Regions from separate parts of the Homo sapiens genome. Here region 2 is linked to region 1. The links are chromatin loops, found by intact Hi-C in ENCODE. Cell type or tissue: heart right ventricle. All regions are shown on one strand. Each heading gives the region's core, and the rest is flanking DNA. Links, peaks and the distances in the headings are about the cores only. Region 1 overlaps SGMS1 (sphingomyelin synthase 1). Region 2 overlaps SGMS1 (sphingomyelin synthase 1).

Evidence for each region. Hi-C counts contacts between places; a loop is a spot of excess contacts. Peaks named below come from ENCODE experiments on the same cell type or tissue, not always from the same donor. Only the 100,000 strongest peaks of a DNase experiment are listed, where the experiment ranks them.
Region 2: it touches region 1 in a loop (2.2-fold over the local background); 28 of 110 quality-filtered maps call a loop at or near these places.

Annotation. Positions count from the first base shown.
Region 1 is chr10:50,550,925-50,556,303 of GRCh38, forward strand. The region is part of intron 2 of SGMS1 (sphingomyelin synthase 1); the gene reads right to left. Among named protein-coding and RNA genes, the nearest start is that of SGMS1, 70 kb to the right of the region's middle. In heart right ventricle, for the core only: CTCF peaks have their summits at 2,077 (motif pointing right) and 4,150 (motif pointing right); a DNase peak (open chromatin) is centred at 4,144; H3K27ac peaks cover 4,859 bases.
Region 2 is chr10:50,607,514-50,612,892 of GRCh38, forward strand. All of the region lies in intron 1 of SGMS1 (sphingomyelin synthase 1), which reads right to left. Among named protein-coding and RNA genes, the nearest start is that of SGMS1, 14 kb to the right of the region's middle. In heart right ventricle, for the core only: no CTCF peak of the experiment used is centred there; a DNase peak (open chromatin) is centred at 3,088; H3K27ac peaks cover 2,397 bases.

The sequences.
Region 1 (5,379 bases), core at 172-5,171:
TGAATCCATACTAAAAAATAAATCATTGATTAAATAAATGGGAGCGAATATGCAAACCTTCTGTGCAGAAGAATTCAAAGTAATTTATGTAGACATTCCAACCACAAGGAGAAGCGTAACTTCTCCCTACTCCTTTTGTGTGGGCTACATATAGTGACTTCCTTCCAAAGGGCACAGTATGGAAAGGGTGAACAAAAGTAACTTGACAGTGGAGAAACCTGCCAAACACTAGCTCAGCTTGATCAGGTGATCAAGCTCAATATCAACGTGAGCAGTCATGTTGGTACTATGTACTCTAGATATAATACGATGAAAATGGCACTTCATTTCTGTGATCTTCCTCACAAAAACCCATAACCCCAATCTAATCATTAGAAAAGCATCAGACAAATCCCAATTAAGGGACATTCTATGAAACACCTGACTGGTACTCCTCAAGACTGTCAAGGTCATGAAAAACCAGCAAGGCCTGAGAAACAGTCACCGTCTAGGGCTCAAAAGAGACATGGCAACTAGATGTAATGTGGAATACTGAATGGGATCATGGAAGAGAAAAGGGACACTAGGTAAAAACTAAGAAAATATTTAAAAATTATGACTTGAGTTAATAATAAGATATCAATATTGGATCATTAGTTATGAGGAATGTTTCATATCGATATAAGATATTAGCAGTAGGGGAAACTGGATCTGGGAATATGAGAACTCTGTACTATCTTTGCAACTTTTCTGTAAATCTAAAAGTATTCTAAAATTAAAAGCTTATTTTACAAAACTGTCTTTGGCTCCTCTCCCTCCCATACCCCATACCCAGGCTTATAGTAGATTCTATGTCCAAAATGTCTTTCTGCTGTTCCCTTCCCTCCCATTCCCTCTGCCATCCCCCTGTTCATTGTATTCTCCGATCCATCCTCCACACAGCTGCTGGAGTAAGCTTTCTGACACACAAATCTGAAGATACCACCTCCCTGATCAAAACCCTTTCATGGCTTCCCACTACTTATATCAGGGTTGGCAAACTTTTTGTGTAAAAGCTCAGATTTTTTAAGCCCTGCAAGCCTATCCCCTACTCTGCTATTATAGCACCAAAACAGTCACACGCAATATGCAAACAAATTGATGTGGCTGTGTTCCAATAAAACTTTATTTATAAAAACAGGCAGAAGGCTGGATTTGGCCCACAAGTTACAGTGTGCCAATCCTTGGTCTAGAGAATCAAGTCCAAACTCCTCAGACAGGCACGCAAGGCATAACCCACATTATCCCTGAATCATTTAATTTTGTATATTTATCTTGGTTTTATTCTGTCCAATCAATTCCAAGCATGTTTAAGATATTAAGTAACAAAAAGTCAGTTAAAACACACTCTATGCCTTCAAAAGACTAACAGGCAACAAGTAACTCAACTCATGCTTCCTAAGGCATCTTCAAGTATTTTTTGATATGTAAGTAGACATACCCTTTAAAAAGAAGTGTTTTGTAATCAACTAAGTCTGAGGAATCCTGGGTTTGACAAGGTTAAGCAGCTTTCATTGCCACAGGAATTCTCAAAGCCTTCATTGTGCATTGGGAATCTCCTTAAAGAGGGATATATTACACAATGACTCTCAAGTCTGTTTGACAACAGAATTCTTTCACATTTTTAACATCTGTGTCCTGCAAAACAGTTAGGAAATTGTTGACGTTAAGCATACTCCTACAAGGCGGACTGAAAGTTCTATTAATATTTGCCACTGTAGTAGGCTAAATAGTGCCCCGTCCCCCGCCAAAAGATATCCATGTCCTAATCCCTGGAATCTGTGAATGTTATCTTACATGGCAAAAAGGACTTTACAGGTGTGATTAGGTTAATGACCTTGAGATGGGGGGATTATCCTGGTGGGCTCTAAATGCAATCAAAGGTATCCTTCCTTGTAAGAGGGAGGTAGACAGTGACCTGACACCAAAGAGAAGAGAAGAAGGCAGTGTGAACACCAGAGCAAAGATGGGAGTAGGGCAGCCACAAATCAAGGGAGGCTGACAGGCACCATAAACTGGTAGAGGCAAAGATCAGATTCTCTCCTAGAACCTGCAGAGGGAGCACAGCCCTGCCAATGCCTTGATTAAGTCACCACATTTGTGGTCATTTGTTACAGCAGCTACAGAAATGAAAACAACCACGGTGCCAATCACAGCCATGGTGTTGTGATCTATGCCGACACTAAATATTCTTAAATGAAGTCACGTTAATGTTGTCCACAATAAGCTCACAATTAGCCTTAGTTAGCAAGGTTTTATCATCCACTTAAGGGAAAGAGTATAATTCAGTGGTTAACACTCTGGACCTGGATTTAACCCCTGGGGTTCAAATCCCAGCTTTAACATTTATTAGTTAAATATACCACCTTGGTCAAGGTGTTTAGCCTCTTTGTTACTCAGCTACTTCGTCTGTAAGATGGGATGATATTCATAGAGTTGCTCTGTGGGTTTAATGAGACCATGCACAAAAAGTACTTAGTATATTTCCTGACTTTACAGTAAATAAATGAAAACTCAATAAAAGAAAACTATTATTACATTATAGTATTACTGATTTTTAAGACAAAAAAATCTTTCACCCCAAGCTACATCTCATCATATTCTTCTATTTTCAGTTTGACAAATTATAAATCTTTACCCAATTTCTAGCTTGGGGCATTTAAAATGACCTCAGCAAGGTAAGGCAGGTGGAAAAGTTCATGCCTGCGTCTCTGAACCACTGCTTTTAGGTATCTGACTCAATAAACTATGACAGCTAATAGCTCCAAGACATGTGCTTCATGTGATGTGCTAAATTCACGTCACTCACTGAAAAGCCTAAAGTTACTCTTCTTGCATAGGTCATCTACATTAGTTAAATCAAAGTGCCAACAAAGGCCCATTTGCTAAATTATAAGCTACTGATGCTCCACTAGATAGTTTTTATCTTAATATTTAGTTATACTCAAAGCAACAGATGAAATTATTCAGATAAGACCCAATAAAGGAAAGGCACAAGGCACCTGAAAACAGAAGGGACACATAGGGTCTTGGTACAATATATGAAAGTCTTCCCAGCATGTCACCCAACTCACTCTGCACCTACAATCACCACCTAACCGTCACCTACTGCCACATCCCACAGCATCTCCAGCCTACACAGGTGACTTGGGAGTAACCATACATCATGCCTAATTAAAAATATGGGATCACCATTAGTCAAGAGGTGCTTGAGACTCAGAGCTTTGATTCCTAAAAACTTTAAGAGCCTTCTATTAAAACTGAAACATCCCTAGAAAAAGTAGTATTTTAATTCTTTATTAGTTACATACTGCAGTACTCATTGTCAGTAAATACACACAAAAACCCGTTCCGGTCTGTCAGTCAGGGAAAGACTATCCTGGAACTCACCAAAACCTCATTAAGGCCTACTAATTTCAGAAAAGCAAGCCTAAGCAAATGAAAAATTTAAACGTTAGTGATTTTTAAGAAGCACAACCTATATATTTTAACTTTAAAATATGAGTTGTAAATCCAAATGTCAATGGAGCCAGGCAGGGAAGACAGTTCCAGCTGGCAGGTATGAAAAAACAAAGGTTCCCTGCTAGTGCAAGTGGGAAGCGGCCTCTCAGCCCAAGCCAGCTGCTGCTAGAGGGAGTATGGCATGCAGGAGCAGGCTGCAGCCACCCAATGCAGGCACCGAGAAGGTTCAGGGGCTGGCCCCACCACAGCTCATCTAAAATGATTGGCTTTCTAGTTGCTATTCTTTTAAAATTATAAAAGTCATATGGGTGAATAAATTTAGTTCCAAGGGATATAAATTAAGAAGTAAAAGTCCTTCCCTTCTACTCCCCCAATTGCTAACAGATTACATCACTATGTATTCTTTTTCTAGACACACAAAATGTTCTACAAGTTGCTTTTTTCACTCAACAATATGTCGTGGACATCCTTCCACATCAGTACATTCAGATCTACTGCATTCTTTTTACCAAAAGCAGTTAGAGCACAGAATTTCAATGCTGGGAGATGCCTGAGAGGCTCTAGGCCAACTCTTTCCATTTAACAGACAGGGTTCCCAGAGGTCCTGGACACCTCTAACCATATAGGAAAGAAGCCAGAGCCTCCCCAAATGGGGTCACGCCAGCAGGTGTCACCAGCATCATGCCCTCATCTCTGCTATTCAAAGGAGCCTGAGCCTCAGCAAGAAAGAGGCCAAGGCTTCCCACGTGGCAGGTGAGAAGCAAGGGAGACAAAATTATCTTGGAACAAAGTAATGAATTGTAATCAGTGAAAAGCCTCACAAACATGAACTCTGTATTTTTTATTAGCAAATACCTAGAATCACTCTAAATTCATCCAAGTAACTCAATTAAAATATTAAAATTCACTTACCAGTCATATTCTACCTAGTTCCAAAATACATCTGGATTGGAGTCAACTCAGAATTGCATAAAGTTCACCATCTTCCTGCTTTGAGGCCTTAAAGAAACAGGGCAGGACCTGGCTCACAAATAAGCTGCTTATCTGAGCCAGCCAGAAGATTCCAATTACAGGGCTTCATGGGTACATCCAGAGCTGCAGCAGTGTAATAAGGAATGCGGTTGAGGCCTCTGCTTCAAAGATCATTCTTATACAAGGAAACATTTATTAAAAGAGGGAAGAACTGTAAACTTCCTATTTAAAATGTTAATTTTGTTAGTGACTCAAGGTACTGAGAAGCTAACTAAGTATTCAGACCTTCAGAAACTCCAGTTTAGCTCCCAAATATAGAAAAATCTCTCTATCTAAAGATATAAACTCCCTGGAGGCCAAAGCCTTCCTGCATGGCTAGCTTTTAAAACATTTTAGGAAACTTGACCTCAAACTAAAATCAGCATTTCAGCAAGGGTTACTTAGAGCCTTTGAGAAACTATATTTCATAAAAACACCAATTTCAGAAATATGTTGTTCTCTACTAATACACACAATTTGCTTTGTAAAAGAAATGCTTAGTCTTTTTCCAGTATTCTTTATCTTAGCTCAACGGAAAGACCATCTAATTGCCAGGCTAAAAACAGGGAATATTCCAGAATGCTCTCATTTTCCCCTCTCCTCCATTCCCAAAGGAGATGCATCACCACCACACCTACCCACCCTGTCTCTTGACTGTTTCACTTCTCCAACCCTTTGGTTTGGATTCTTACCAAATCCCAGGGGGTCCATGACAACAGCCTCCTAATACAACTCTCGGTCACCAATCTTACCTGTCTCCTAGCTGTTCCATACAAAACTGTAAGAGTAACCTCATTCATTCATTTAACAAATAACTACAGAGCCTCTACTATGCAACAGGCAGTGTTGCAGCACTGAAGATAAAGCAGTATACACAACCACTGCCCT
Region 2 (5,379 bases), core at 221-5,220, 57 kb after region 1:
TGCAGATGGAGATTCCAAAACAGCTCTGTTATCTTGAAAGCCAATTTCATTTCTCTACAGCCACACTTTTAGAGCCAAAGCTTAAGGATGCATTTTTCTCTCAACTGGTTGTGTGAAGCAGCAAGTGAGTACAAAAATATCAGGGAAAAATGTGTAGAAGGACAACAATTTCACTTCTGCTTCTGAGATTATCCAGATATATTCTCCTTCAAACAGTGCACAAAGCTGGGGTTAGGAAATACTAAAATGAAACCACATCATCATTGCCAAGAAAATCTTCAGGTCCAGGAGTCACAGAGAAGACAAGTCAGTTATATGACAAAAGATTAATAAGTTGGAAAGAAACTACCACTCATATTGTATTACATGGACAGAGCCAGCAAAAATAATAATATAAAAACAAACTAAACAAATAAGTAAAGGCCTTGCTCCTCCCTCCTCCAACTCAGATCAAAGTCAACATCCACCCAGTATCACAAACATTAACAGCACTGATCGTATATGCTAAGAAATCAAGTCCCTGTACCACAATGCCAAATTCTATTTTAATAACAAAACTGTAATAATGTTTATAAAATGTCAAACTTGTACTTGTATCCCAGAAGTCCATTCTAGGACAGCAAGATTTAGCTTTGGCAATACTATTCCTTTCAGCATTCCACCTTTCAGCATTTGATCAAAATGTGCATTTGGTGAACATCTAATATTTATAGAAAATAGATCAGAGAGATATACACCAAAATGATAACAGCAGTTATCTATGTGTAATAGGGTTATTACTATTATTTTAACTTATACATTTTCTAAATAAAGGAGGAAGAGCAAGAGGGGAAAGAGAAGGAAAAGGGTAAGAGAAGAGGAGGAAGAGAAATAAGAAAAAGAAAAGTTGTCCTTGAAAGAAAACCCATCTGGCTAAAAGGCTAGTGCAGAGCAGCCTTGGGCGGTCAGCACAGGCTGTACACCACAAGATTTCAGGGGACGCTACTCAGTGCCCACTCCTCAAACACTGTGCTGAAGCCACCCCACCCTTACACCTCAGCCTCCCACAGTGCTGGGAGAGAAAAGAGAGTTTCAAGGAAGATAGTATTATCATCGAAATTTAATCAGTGTGATATCTTTATTACTTAAAGCTTTTTAAAAAATCAGTAATTTCAAGTCAAAGATGTAGCCTAATAACAAGTACAGAGAAACACACCTGATATGACTATACAGGTGGCAAAATTGCCTGTGAAGGAGACATTCTTTTTGTAGACTTCCTATGAATACAATCACCCCTCAGTAACTCAGGAGATTGGTTCCAGGACCTCCAGGGACACCAAATTCCGTGGATGCTCAAGTCCATCATATAAGATGGCATGATATTTGCATATAACCTACACAAATCCTCCTGTATCCTTTAAGTCATCTCTAGATAATGTATAATACATAATACAATGTAAATGCTGGGTAAATAGTTGTTATGCTATAATTTTTTGTTTTTTGTTTTTTTGACACAGGGTCTCACTCTGTCGCCCAGTTTGGAGTACAGAGGTGCAACCTCTGCTCACTGAAGCCTCAACCTCCCAGGCTCAAGCGATCCTCCCACCTCAGTCTCCCTGGTATCTGGGACTACAGGTGTATGCCACCACGTCTAATTTTTGTAGAGACAGATTTTGCCACATTGCCTAGGCTGGTCTCGAACTCCCAGACTCAAGTGATCCACCAGCCTCAGCCTCCCAAAGTGCTGGGATTACAGACATGAGCCACCATGCCTGGGGGTATTTTTTTTATTGCATTGTTATTTTTTGGCTTTTTCCCCAAATATTTTCAATCTATGTGATTGAATCTGTGGTTGCAGAACCCATGGATTATTTACAGAATTTTTTAATGACAGAGTCAGTATGACCTGACTCTTGCCTTGGTAGACTAAGACCTGTTGAGGACATATCTGTCTAGTTCATCACTGTGTCACCAGTACTCCACAGGGTACCTGGCCCATAGTAGGGCCCAACCAGTACCTTCTCAATAGTTTTTTTTTTTTTTTTTTTTTTACAAAGGCATTACATACCTTTTTGCACATAACAATGCTTTCAGAACAACTTTCTTTATGACTATTCTCAACAGTTACCTAGTATTCCATTGTGTGGATATACATAATTTGTTTAACCAATCCCCTATATTTTAATATTACATTTCCAACTTTTCACTATGATAAAGAGCTCTGGGATGAATAATGACCTTGATTATTTCTTAAAATAAGCCCCTAAAAGTAGAATTGCTGGGTCAAAGAGTGTGTGAGCATCTACGGTCTCACTCTTCAAAGCTACCCTCTAGACCCTTATCTTGAAGGCAGTAGTCATGAACTTTACTATTTAGGTAAGCTACTATGGACTTCTCAAGCAGAGCAATCTCCTAAAACAGGTGCCTTTGGCATCAGCAGCCAAAGCTCCAGACCTATCTTCAGTACCCATCAGACACAGAAATCTGAGAAGCAGCAACTGCTCCAAGGGGCCTCTGTGCTCCTCCCAATGGCTCAACCTCCTCTTCTTGCTCAGTGGAAGACAGAAACACATTGTAGCATCATACGCACCTCCCCGCCTTTGCTTCCACTAAGTCAAATGGTCTTCCAGTGATGCCAGCGGTATCATTTTGTTTCCCATCCCACCCGTAAGACACAGAAACGTCAAGCCGCACAGAACTACAACAAGGCTGTCAGTGTGTGTCTGCCTCACCCCCTTTTACCTAGTCACTTCCCATTAGTTCCTCTAAAAAGAGAAAGATAGAAATATGAAGGAACTTTCCATGGCATAATTTTCACTTTTTATCCACTTTCATAAAAAATGGGCCTTTTAAATACCTTCCTGGTGAATTTAATGAGAGTTTTAGATGCACTGTCCCCCAAAATACACTTAAATACATGGTGGCTTCAGGAAACCCATCCAGGGACCCCCAATAAGAACCTGTGGGCCACACATAGGGCCTTGAAACGAATGAGCAAAATGAGGCTTGAGAAACTCCTGAGAGCGTTCTCACAATCCTGCCTGTTTCTAAAATCAAAGTGAGAGGGAAAGCCGGCCATGCTGAGGCCCCTATGGAAACCTGGAACACTGCCCAGCCAACTGCTTGGAACTTTGTAGAGCCTTTCAAAGTAACTTAGTTGTCACTACATGGACCACAGCAGTAAAGCAAATGTTAAATTACCAACCTTGTGAACAGGTGGCAGAGACATTCTGAGGCACAGGTGAGGTTTTGCCTCCTGACAACCCGACATGCTATATATTTGCTTATTTGATTATTGTCGGTCTGACCCTTACCAAGAAAACTCCATACGAGCTGAGACTTTGCTTTGTTCACACCTGTATCCTGGCCTCGTTCAACGTCAAAGCTGCCAGTCTCCACAATTCTGAAGGCTCAGGCTAGAGATGGAGGCCATCTACAAAGGCTTCCACAAAAAGCAATGGCATACAGGGGACATTCTGTGTACTTGGGTCTGGGGGTGTGTAGAGTGAACTAATAGCCAGGGGAATAATAGGGACAGGCTCTGGGATAAGATCAGGTAGAAACACAGAGGAAGGGACTATGCAGTCCACGTGGTGAAAATCTCGACAACACACGGCCAGAAAACTGGGTACAGATAGTGCCTGTGCAATAGCCCATCTCACTTATGGTCCATCTAGTCAAATGAATGGTCAACACGCCACCCAGGAGAGGAAAGGGAATCAACACGCACTCTCTCTTACAGGAAATCTCAGGGTCACCCTCTGCTGCCACATCCCAAGGCCACCTCAACAACTGCAGAATGCAACCCTGTACTACTGTGGACACACGCCAAGGGTCTTCACACCACGACACTTGTGACAGAGTGGTTATTATCCCCATTTCACATGAGAAAGCCACTGCCCCAAAAGGATTTAAACCCAAGCCCACTGTTCTTCATCACTCCTCAGCTGGCTTTCAAAATCAGGGCCCCTGGGTCCTTGCCTTCCCAGTTCCTGTTATCTAGAAGACCCTGGGTGTCCTGACATCTTACAAATGGCTCAGAAATTGCATTACTACCTCACCAGTGTGCTTGGACAGCCAGCAGCATCTTTCCTCACTGCCCTCACCTACTCTGCCTCTGTCTCAGATGACCAGGACAGCCTGACTTGGGCTGAAGGCCGTGGGTCCTCTATACAGACTGTTTCTTTCACAATCCTCTTCTGGTCCCATGGCCTTTTCTCCAGCATCCCAAGCATCTCTGCTCTCCAGTCATCCTCCACCTGCCTGTGCACCTTCATCCCTGCCGCTGCCCCCTGCCTTTCCTCCACCCTTCCCTCTCCCCTCCTGGTTTCCTCAGGAGTAAAACATTCCTCTTCTCTGTTGGCCTCAGACACACTGGCACCCCCCATCCCCTTTTCCAACTCCTGCCTAAACTGTCAGCCTGTGTCTGTTAGGGGGAAAGAAGCTGTGGGCAAAGCCTGCCTTCCCACCCTATCTCCCTCCCAGTCCTGATTTCTCCTGCCTCTGCTGCTTTCACCCAGCCCCCTGCCAGTGGGGTGGGTACCACTTCAGCTAGCCCTCCCCACCACTTCCTTAGGAGATAGTTTTCTTGAGGTTTGTTCTCTACCATCCTGCCCCAGGGCTTTTTTCTTCAATCCCTCCATCTCCATCTGTGACTATTGGGAACTCCCTTCCAAATTTAAGCATCTTCCACCTGCCAAGCTTAGCTGAGGATCCTCCACCCCTTAACCTGAGATTTGTTATAACATCCCGTCTTCATGGATTCACATAGAATACCTGCATGAAACTTTTAGAAGACTGAACATCCACATTTTGCTCCCTTAATGGAGACAGCCTGCCAGAAGGAATATCCATTACAACCTGGGAAATGCAAACAGCTTATTGCTATTTCTATAAAGTGGTCTGGACATGAAATTAAATAGGACTGGGGAAGGTAGTGCTGAAATCAGCTTCTTTTGTTAATGAATAATAAGCAGCTGGCGAAAAGGAGGAGTGGAGGGGAGAAAAAAGAAAACAAGGAACTGGAACCACTGAAAACACAAATGAAAGGGGAATTTCACACTTAGCCAAAAATTCAGGGAAAATAAAATAAAACTTTGTTTTTAATAGAGTCTTTCTTTTAAAAGTTGATTTATCTTAAAGATAGAAAGTCGTTAATCTTCTCCAGGTTTTACATTCCTAGCAGACAGCTAACATTTAGCCACTTTGTTGTTTGTTGTTGTTGTTGTTGTTCTGAGACAGAGCCTCGCTCTGTCGCCCAGGCTGGAGTGCAGTGGCGTGATCGCGGCTCACTGCAGCCTCTGCTTCGTGGATTCAAGCAATTCTCCTGCCTCGGGCTCCTGAGTAGCTAGGATTACAGGCGTGCGCCTCCATGCCAGGCTAATTCTTGTATTTTTAGTA